Regions from separate parts of the Homo sapiens genome. Here region 2 is linked to region 1. The links are chromatin loops, found by intact Hi-C in ENCODE. Cell type or tissue: PC-9. All regions are shown on one strand. Region 1 overlaps SHB (SH2 domain containing adaptor protein B). Region 2 holds the start of LOC107987064 (a long non-coding RNA gene).

Region 1 (5,000 bases):
GATGATTGCTATAGCCTCGGAACCATAGAACCTGTCTCCCTGCCTCTTGCTAGGCGCTGCAAGATTCCATCCCACACTCCCAGGCGGGCCTGTTTTCCTAAATGACTTCCTAATCGTGCCACACCCCTGCAGTGTGGGTTTCCGCAAGGTTTCCACACCCTGCCCAGCACGCAGGGAGCTGGGCGGGTACAGGATGCAGGAGCTTTGCTGCAGATTAATCTGAGTCTCCCTGAGCCTATTTCAGGACAGGTATCTCCATCAGTTTCTGCACTTTCAGATCTTTTAATGTCTCTCTGGGATTCTGAAATGCAAGGCTGAGGCAGGCCTGGGGAGGTGAACTCCTCCATTTCACATTCCTATTCCTGTATTTCTACCTTGGGTAAAATGCACGTTTCTCTCACAGCTGCCAGGAAAGACAAGGAGTTAGGGATGTGTTCCGAGGGGCCTGAGCCCTCGCTGACAAACGCTCAGCAGGACTGCAATCTGTTTGTTGGGCCCTCACATCTATGAGGCTTAGTGCCAGCAGCACGGGGAAAACCAATGGCAACCCTCAGGGCCCGTGCTCCTCTACTGGGGCCAAGGACAGAGGAACACACCTGCCAGCCACTGGGCCACAGCTGTCCCCCTTATCCCCAGAAGACAGCACTGAGACCATCCTTCCTACTGAAGGTGGCCCTGGCCCTGGGGACAAGTCTCCACTCAGCTCCTGACTTTGAGAAAGCCCCTGAATTCCAGCCCTTGATAACCCGGAGCCACAGCATCTAGTAAATGAGTTTCGGGGAATCATGGGTAGGCTACTGCCACCTTGGTCCCTCACTCAACTGTTAACTCCATGAGAACAACTTTGTTTTGTTCATGCATAGACCCGGGAGCATAGAACGGTGCCAGCACATGGCAGGTGCTCACAAATAGCCACCCAGTCAATGAATGAATGCACTGCATTTTTCCCCTGACCCAGGCCCTGTGACTTCAAGCAAGCAAGTCACAGCAGAATGGGAGAGGCTGCTTATAGTGAGTATTTGTTTGTTTCCTTTTCTTTCTTCTCCATACAGACTTGCATTCCTATACTCATTCATGCAATCGGTGAATATTTACTGGGCCCAGAAGAGAAATGAAGATGGGTGAGGACCAGTCCCTTCCTTCACGGAGCTCTCGGCCCAGAGAGGGAAGGAAAAGAGGCAGAATCAGCTATCCCTATGCAGTCCGCCGGCTGCGGAGACAGAACTGGTCAGAACGCCCACCCAACTCCCACCCTGACGCCAAGGCAGCCTCCCTGCCCACCTAGCAAGTGGCTAAACTCAGACTTTCCAGATCTGGCATTCTTTGGAGGAGGATAGGAGGTCCCTGGGCTCCTGAGGGGCACCCAGGACTCTGTGGACCAGCCCAGGTCCCAGGAGTGAATTAATGCACTCATTCATTCAACCAGTGTTTACTGACAACCTACTTTGTACCAGGTACTTCAGGTTCTAACAGGGAACAAAACCTATATCTCTGCCCTTGTGAAGGCCACATCTCAGCAGTGAGACAGACAACAAACAAGGGAAATGTAAAAAAAGTATGTAATATGCTAAATAATGACAAGTGTTAAGGAACAACATCAGAGAGGTGGGGGAGGGGTGGAAATGTAAGATAAGTGGCCAGAAGGCCTCCCTGAGGAGGTCATTTTGAGTCAGGACCTCAAGCTTGGCTTTGCTGGGATGCTGCCCTCTTTGTGCAGCACACTTTGGTCCCAGAGGCTGTACCACTCCTTCTTCTGTGTTCTCCAAGACCAGATTTCTCTCTCCAGTGTAATTTTTCTTAGTTTGTTTTATACTACAGACATCAAGTGTTCTCTGGGCCCCTGTCCACCTTCCCCATGTGACAGGAGCACCTGGAGGGCAAGGACCCTCAGCCCACAGCGGGGGTGCTATCAATGACTGTCTGCTCTCCTTGGCCTATTCCAGGCCTGCTGCAACTTTCCTGAAAACCTGAACGTGCTCAGTGTCAGGGGTCAAAGACAAGAGGGGAGCCGGGGTGAGAGAATAGGAAGTGGCTCCTAGAGTGGGCCCGCTGGTCGCCATGGAAACCCAGGCTTCCCACTTCTCTCCCCGCCCACAGCTCTGCGGGTGAGCACCACTGGGCTGGGTGTGTGAGCCCTGCTGTTTCTTAAGAATAGGAAAGTCATCAGGTGACTAATATGAAATCTATTTACACTTGATGATCTCCTTCCTGTCCGGTAGGTAAGTCATTCTGGCAAATGACAGACCAGCCAGGGAACTCTGCACAGTCTACGACCAAGCCTGCTACCTGCCAGGCAGGAGGATTGACAACAGATTTCACAACATTTCAAAATAAGGCCCAGGAGCTCCAGGATGGAAGTCAGGAGACTTGCCCTGTGGCTTGCTGCTGTGTAAACTTGGCTAGTGCACAACCCTCTCTGGGCCTCGGGCAGGAAGCCTATATGGGGCCAGAAGCACTGCTCCTCAAGGACAGTTCCATCCTGCCATGATCCAGCTGGGGGAGAGCTGTGACCACCAGGACAGGCTGAAGCCTGTGGTGTCTTGGTGGGGAGGGCAGGCCAGGGAGGAGCTTGAGGCCTGGAGAGGGTGAGAGGCAGCAGGACAGAAGGAAGTGAGGGGGCTCAGGGTACAGGCTTTGGGGAGCAGAGCTGTGCAGGGAGGCAAGTGTGTGGACATCCTGGGAGCAGAGTCCACGGCACTACAGAGCTGGGGCTGGGAATGGCCTGGACTCAGGACCCAGACAGAAGGCCCTTTGCTTTCCCAGCTCAGGGGAACAGTGCTGCCTGGAACCAGGGGTCAGGGCTGACGGCAAATATGAGAGGAAGGCTGAAGTCTCAGGCAGGGTGGCCAGAGGCAGCTTCTCTGACACCCAAGCAAGACTCACAGGCTCCTTTTTCTGAGAAGCATTTGCCGGTCTCCGGGAGAGTTCATTCCAGAATGAGAGAACAGGAGCCCTAGGAAGGGCCTCTAGAGCTGGCTGTCCAGAATGGTGTCCTGTCTGTCCTGAGAGCAGAGACAGCAGCATGCATGCTTTTGGGAGGGGCTGAGGCTGATGCCACATGGAGGTGGCTGGGGGTGGGGCAGGACCCTCAGGACTGTTAGAACCAGGCCTGACAAGGGCAGCTGGAGAAGCCCAGTGTGACCGCAGAGGCGGGTAACCAAAGGATTTATGAAGTCACTCCAGACCCATGACCTCTAAGAATCCTCTTGACACCCAGTGAAGGAGGCAGAATCTGATTTTAGAGATGAGGGAACTGAAGCCCAGAGAAGAGAAGCAACCTGCCCAAGGGCAGAGCCAGGGGCAGAGCCAAGGCTAGAACCTGTACTTCCTGCCTCCTTTCTCCTGAAACACAGAGGCCACAATTGGAACATCGTCTTTAACATGATAAACCCCATGATTCTCCCAGAGAGCATGTTGCCACTAGAAGAGGCCACACCAGAGGATGAGAAAATACAAAAAAAATCCCCTCTTGCCTTTAAAATCAGTGACTGGCTTCATCTGGACGGTGCCTACTAGCACACAGTTAAAAAGGGCAGAAGGCCAGTTGTAAGCAAGGAAAACAGCCACGTCAAAGCAGGGGGGCTCTGTGTGAAATGACTTTAATTTCCTCTTATTAGGCTATAAAGTTGATTTAATAATAAAAACATGCTAAGGACTTTTTAATGTGTAATTGCTTACATATTAAAAATTATGTGAAAATGCTTTCAATTAATGCTTAAAGATTCATCCTGTGAGATGACACTTTGAACAGTTTTATAAAGGATGCCAGAGGAAGGGTTAGTAACATCTAAAAAGGCGGCCTAAGTAACTAAATTTTCCAATTATTCCTCAGACTCTGGGGAACACAGGACAGATGAGAGAGTGTTTTAGTTGTAAGCGAGGGCTCCAGAAGGTGCATCTTGGTTCTGTTTCTGCTGCTTATTTAATCTGAGGCTCAGTATTCTCCTCTGTAAAATGGGGATGATGAACATCCCTATACCTCATAGGCGAGGATTAAGTGAGCTAATCTCTGGAAAGTACTTGGAGCAGTGCCTGGCACACAGGGAAGCCCTTTGCAAAAGCTAATGACTGTCATCCATGCCACCATAACTCCTTGGTTACCTCTGAGAATTCCTAGGGCTGAAGGCCAGTGAAGAGACGATCTCAGGCACAAAAACACGCTGTGCCTTTAGGTTAACTTGGGCTTCCAGATCCCAGTCAGTCTCTACATGCTCTTGCCCCATGAGATTTTCCTATCATTATCCCATCAAAAGCCTCATCTCCAGCCACTCCTCTCTAGCAACAAGGGCCCACCTCTATGCTTTTCTCAAGCTTTTCCCTCGGCCTGGGATGCCTGACTCAGTTCTCATCACCGCCACCTCCCACAACCCACTCTACTTGGATCACCCAAATTGGAAGCCCTTGTTCCCTCCTCTGAACTCCTGGAGAGCCACATGCTCATCTCAGTGCACCCACCACTGACCACTCCAGGTCCATGCCTATCTGCTCTGTGGATGTTCCTGGAGGGCAGTGGCGGTATCTGCCCAGGTTATTTGGTGTAGTCTCCAACACAGCCCGGCCTGGAGCCCCTGCAATGACCGAGCGCACTGCAGAGGGCCCAGGGACCACCTGCTCCAGCACTGGCAAGGGTGCAACCTACTTCCAGGTGGGTAGGTGATCCTACAGGGAATAACTAGAGAATTCAACAGCACAGCATTCCACAGGAAGGACAAACAGGCCCTCTGTCCTCTAATAACAACAATCTTATGCACATGTGCAAAGTTTGTTTTCCACATGGGCATCAGGATCACAGGCCCTATTTTACCATGACACCACGGCTCTCAGTGGGCTAGGCACCCTGACCTATCCAGGCACCCAAGTCAGCCTGATCAGTGTCCAGCGCCCTTCCTGCTGCATCAGCAGGATTTCATGCATCCGGGGACCTTAAGCCTGGGATCAAGACCTGGGGAAGAGGGAAAGAAGGGGCTGTGAAGCTAGCTGCCTGATCACTGCCTCAACAG
Region 2 (5,000 bases), 220 kb after region 1:
GCAGTTCTGACACACACACCACCACTTGAAAGCCTCTGGTCCATGGAGCTGAAATTCCTCCCAGTGGCCTTGCCAGGCTCCCTTTTTCTCTACCTGCTTCCCATGAAAGCCTCAGGTTTCCCAGTCCCCATTTCATTCTCTGAGCTCCGGCCCACCCAGCTGTCTGAGGTTCCCTGACGGGCCCAGGCTCTTGGCCTCTGGGCCTTTGTAGCTGCTGTGTCCTCCCCCTGGAGCACCCCTGTGCTCTTCTTCAGTTGACTGGTTCCCAATGGTGCTTCAAAACCCTGCTCAGGAGGCACCACCTCTGGAACGCCTTCCGGACACCCCGCCCCAGGTTGGAGGCTCCATCTTTTCCACTAGCTTTCCCTGTGAACCTCTCCGAACTTTGGTTTCTTGATCTCTAAACTGAGCTTAAAAATAATGCCTACCTCACAGGATTGTTTTGAAGACTCAATGAGATAATGTAAACTTTTTAGCATAGTTGTTGGTGCATATTAGAATTCAACAAACAGTGGCCACTCTGGTGTGGCTGGTGCTATTATTATTCTCCATCACTCTTGTCATCTTCTCCTCCTTGTGTCCCTGGAGGCCTCTGAAAATGTCCCACAGAGCACACTGGTGGCTGCTGTTCAGTCACTTGTCTGCTTCCTCCCCTAGACCATGACTTCCCTGAGGACAGGGGTGCACCACAAGCATTCAGTGAGTTCAGTCCACAACACTTATTGAGCAGCCTCTGGGAGCCAGACCCTATCCCAGGTGCTGGGGACACAAAAATTAGGAGGAAGGCAATGAACATCAGAAGTGAAGGTGGCAGAGAGGTGCCAGAGGGGAGTGTTAGGAGCACAGATTTCTGAGCCATCTGCTCCATCACATGTAGCTGTGTGACTTTAGATAAGATACTTAACCTCTCTGTTCCTCAGTTGCCTCATCTGTAAAAGGTGGGGGGTAAATAATGCCTATCTTGCTAGGTTGTTGTATCATTTTCTTTTCTTTCCTTTTTTTTTTTTTTTGAGATGGAGTCTTGCTTTGTCTCCAAGGCTGGAGTGCTGTGGCATGATCTCAGCTCACTGCAACCTCCGCCTCCTGGGTTCAAGCACTTCTCCTGCCTCAGCCTCCCGAGTAGCTGGGACTACAGGTGCACACCACCATGCCTGACTAATTTTTGTATTTTTAGTAGAGATGGGGTTTCACCATGTTGGTGTGGCCAAGGCTGGTCTCGAACTCCTGACCTCAGGTGATCCGCCCACCTCGGCCTCCCAAAGTGCTGGGATTACAGGTTTGAGCCACCGTGCCTGGCCTGTATCATTTTATTTCATGTTAACACATAGTCTTGCTCAACTAGGTAATACTTTTTTTTTTTTTTTTTTTTGAGATAATCTCACTCTGTCGCCCAGGCTGGAGTGCAGTGGTGTGATCTCGGCTCACTGCAACTGCCGCCTCCTGGGTTCAAGCGATTCTCCTGCCTCAGCCTCCTGAGTAGCTGGGATTACAGGCGCCCGCCACCACACCCAGCTAATTTGTGTATTTTTAGTAGAGACGGGGTTTCACCATGTTGGCCAGGCTGGTCTGAACTCCTGACCTCAGGCGATCCGCCCACCTCGGCCTCCCAGAGTTCTGAGATTACAGGCGTGAGCCACCGCGCCCGGCCCAATGAGATAATATCTGTAAAACATTCAGAACAAAGGACACTGAGTATCCACTGGATTTGGCAGTTAGCAGTGCATCAGAGAGATGTGGAGAGAGCTGCTTTAGAGGAAGCAGAAGCCAAAGTGCAGGGATGGGGAAGTGAGTGACTGGAAGGGATGAGAAAGGGGAGTGGAGACAGCCCCCTGAGAGCTATTGGGCGCAACAAGAGAGAGGGTAGTTTGATGGAGAGGGCGTTATTGACAGGAAGGTGCCAGTAGGATGGGAGTGACTGCAGATACAGGAGAGACGAAGGAGAACAGAGTAAGGGGGCGGGGGCTGGACTGCCTGCATCCAGGTGCAAGGGGAGGTGAGGGGGGGGTCGGCAGGGAGGGAGGGGGCTCGTTCATACCTGCTGCCGGGGTGCTCTGTATCCTCAAGTGGAGCAAACTCATCTGTGGAGGGAGAGAAGAGTGGCGAATGGAGCGGGGGGGGGGGGGGGCTCCGGGAGGGCGGGGGAAGTGTGAAGTAGCTCTTAAGTGGAGTGGGGGAGGGTTAGAAAAGACGGTGACAGGCGGTGCTAAGCAGAGACCAGAATCTGGAAGGGTGCCAGGTTGTGGGTGTGGGGGAGGGGGCTGTTCCGCCGCAGCTGCAGCTACAGCCAGGAGGTGAGGGTGAGGAAGCTGGAGGGAGGCATGACTTTTGGAGTGGGCGGGCTCACCGGGAGGATGACCAACTAGATGGTCCAGATTGCCTGGAAATGGAAAGTCCCTCATCCCAGGAATGCCTGAGGCCAAACAAACCAGTAGAGTTGGTCACCTACTGCAGAGTGATGAAACCCTGGCCCCCACGGGGGTGAGCGTGCTGGCTTTGTGATCGGCGCTAGGATGCAGGCTGGGGGTGGTGTGGGGGTGTAAGGGTAGCCTGGACACTCAGGAAATAGGACTGGGGGGTTGGGAGGGAGGTTAAGGACCTAAGGGTGTCACTCACCTGTCTTCCTGGTTCCTGAATAGTGCCTGGCCTTCCACCAGGCACTAAATATTTTTCCAGAGACTGTGAAACCAGACATTCTTACTACTTTTAATTTTTGCCATAGTCACATAGCTTCTGCGTTAACGTAATATTCTTTAAAATCAGCTCTTTAACAAGTATGTCTAAAAGGAAACACCCTTTACCCTATATGGACAAAAAGAAACCACACAGAGCCCCACCACCAAGCATATATTGGCGGCTAACTGGATCTGCTGCTTGACAAGGGAACTGCGGTGCCCAGGGCTGCTGTCTGTCTGTTACCCTGGGAGATGAGTCGGCTTGAGAGAGGCATGGACGATGTGCTCGCACCCAACGGAGCCCTTTCTCCTTGAGCTGCTGAGAAGAATGGGGCTTGAAAGAGGGACAGCTTTGCTGTGTGACTGAATTCCATGTTCCTTTACTACCTGCGATCATCTTGCTTCCCTCACTTCGGAAAATGCTGTGATAAAGTGATTGAGACTATAGGTTCTCTTAGTGTTCTTAAGAGTCAATAACAGCTGTGCATTTATTATTTTATTTTTTCAGGCTGAGTCTTGCTCTGTTGTCCAAGCTGGGGTACAGTGGTGTGATTTTGCAGTGAGCTGCAGCCTCAACCTCTGGGGCTCAAGCGATCTTCCCACCTCAGCCTCCTGAGTAGCTGGGATTACAGGTGTGAACCGCCGCACCCAGCCTCAGCTGTGCGTTTAAATACCAAGATGTCATTTGGGTGGCATTTTTGGGGGGTCATGTATAGGCTTAGAGAATGTTGCAGCTGAAAAGATCCCTGAGGACTCAATTGATCTGACACCCCCCCATCTCTGCTTCCTTCCTTCCTTTTTTAAAGGAAGGGAAGTAGAAACTGAAGCCCACAGAGGGCAGAGACTTAGCCAGAGCCTCGGAAACAGAGCTGGGACTAACCCCCACCCTCCTAGCTCGGCCAGCAGACCCGGTTAGCTACTTCTCCCACTTTCTCCGCACTTGGCCTTCGGAGACTATTTTGCTGCTTGATTTCTGATTTCTTGTCAGCTGTGATTAATGAGGAAATCTCCTGCATACACGATTTTCAGCTGTACCCGGTTTACGGCAAACAGATTAGATCATTTAAGTCAGAATAATACTATTTAGCAAAGCTGGATTTAGAGCTGGCAGAAATTAAGATTAAAGATAAAAAAAATAGAGTGAGAATCATAGATCAACACCTGAAAAATCTTGCTGCCTGTACACATCCCTAATTGAGAAGTATGTGAAAGATTCCATCCGTGAAATTCAATTATCATGCAAGCCAGAGGAAGTGGCTTCCCTGGGGAAAAAAACCAGGCAGCCCAAATCAAAACAGCCCCACCTGTCTGTTTTCGTGTCAAAAGAGTGAGAAAGCCTGCCTGGCTGATGATGAAATATGGACGATATGCATCAACTTGATGAAAATGTCCAGGGGTCCCTTTCTATAATGGGATTATCTCTCGAGCTCCTCCATCAGAAGTTAGCCTGGAAAAACGTTTGAGGCTTCATAGATACTGAGGGCAGACTGGCACCTGCACCCCATTCCTGACACCCTTTCTCCCAGCTTCAGAGTGGGTGGGACTGGATGGAACTGGAAGACAAAAGGAGCTCTCAAGCCCTGAGCCCCTTCCATGGATGAGGGGCTTCTTAACTGGAGCAATCAGCAGGAAAATCTCACAACTGTAATGATTACAAATGAGCCAGTGGTAATTGACCCGCCTTTTAACTGCAAGGAGGGATGCAGGGTTGGGGCGGGGGTTCTTCAGCACTTGCTTTGTCTCTCGGATTCCAGAGAGATTCACACTGCAATCCTGGATCTGCAGAAGAGCTGGATGGAGTTTCTTTTTGGTTAACTGCTGTGCGTGGTCATGGTGGTAAATACAGGCTTATTCCCCTCTGGGGCTTAGAGGCGTACAATTTGCAAAGTGCTTTCACATTCATCAACTCAGAACATTCGACTCAGAAAACCCTGAGATAATGTTTCCCATTATACAGATGAAGAGGCGGAGGTTAAACGATTGGCTTCATCTGTTTGAAAAATCCGTGCTGGATTCCGATCTAATGTGTGTTTGGTGCTACGCTGGTCCATTTAGAGAAAGGCGCCATCTCAGTCTCTCAGGAGCAGGCATTCTGGTGGGGAGGATTAGACGCTGACTTATGTGATCATCACCGAAGGTCAAATGTGATAGGGCCATCGGGGAGGGGTGCTTAGGGAGAGGTCAAAGATGAAAAAGACTGCTTGATGGAGAAACCCTCCCCAAGGGCCAGGGCCAAGCCTGTCTCTACGGCAGTTGTAGCTCCAGTACTTGGCACAAAGCAGGTTTCAAAAGCATCAGTTGAATAAATGAATGAATGAATGAATGATA

What was found. Peaks named below come from ENCODE experiments on the same cell type or tissue, not always from the same donor. Only the 100,000 strongest peaks of a DNase experiment are listed, where the experiment ranks them.
Region 2: a loop joins it to region 1, with 10 times the contacts of the local background. A loop is called at or near these places in 2 of 110 quality-filtered maps.

What each region holds. Positions count from the first base shown.
Region 1 is chr9:38,006,232-38,011,231 of GRCh38, forward strand. The region is part of intron 2 of SHB (SH2 domain containing adaptor protein B); the gene reads right to left. Among named protein-coding and RNA genes, the nearest start is that of SHB, 60 kb to the right of the region's middle. RefSeq lists a silencer at 1,941-2,235 and enhancers at 2,356-3,297, 3,864-4,496. In PC-9, no CTCF peak of the experiment used is centred here; a DNase peak (open chromatin) is centred at 2,220; H3K27ac peaks cover 3,403 bases.
Region 2 is chr9:38,224,950-38,229,949 of GRCh38, forward strand. LOC107987064 (a long non-coding RNA gene) reads right to left here and starts at 2,098. Exons shown (of 2, transcript XR_001746667.2): 1 at 2,036-2,098. RefSeq lists a silencer at 2,103-2,397. In PC-9, no CTCF peak of the experiment used is centred here; DNase peaks (open chromatin) are centred at 1,712 and 2,372; H3K4me3 peaks cover 1,412 bases; H3K27ac peaks cover 3,027 bases.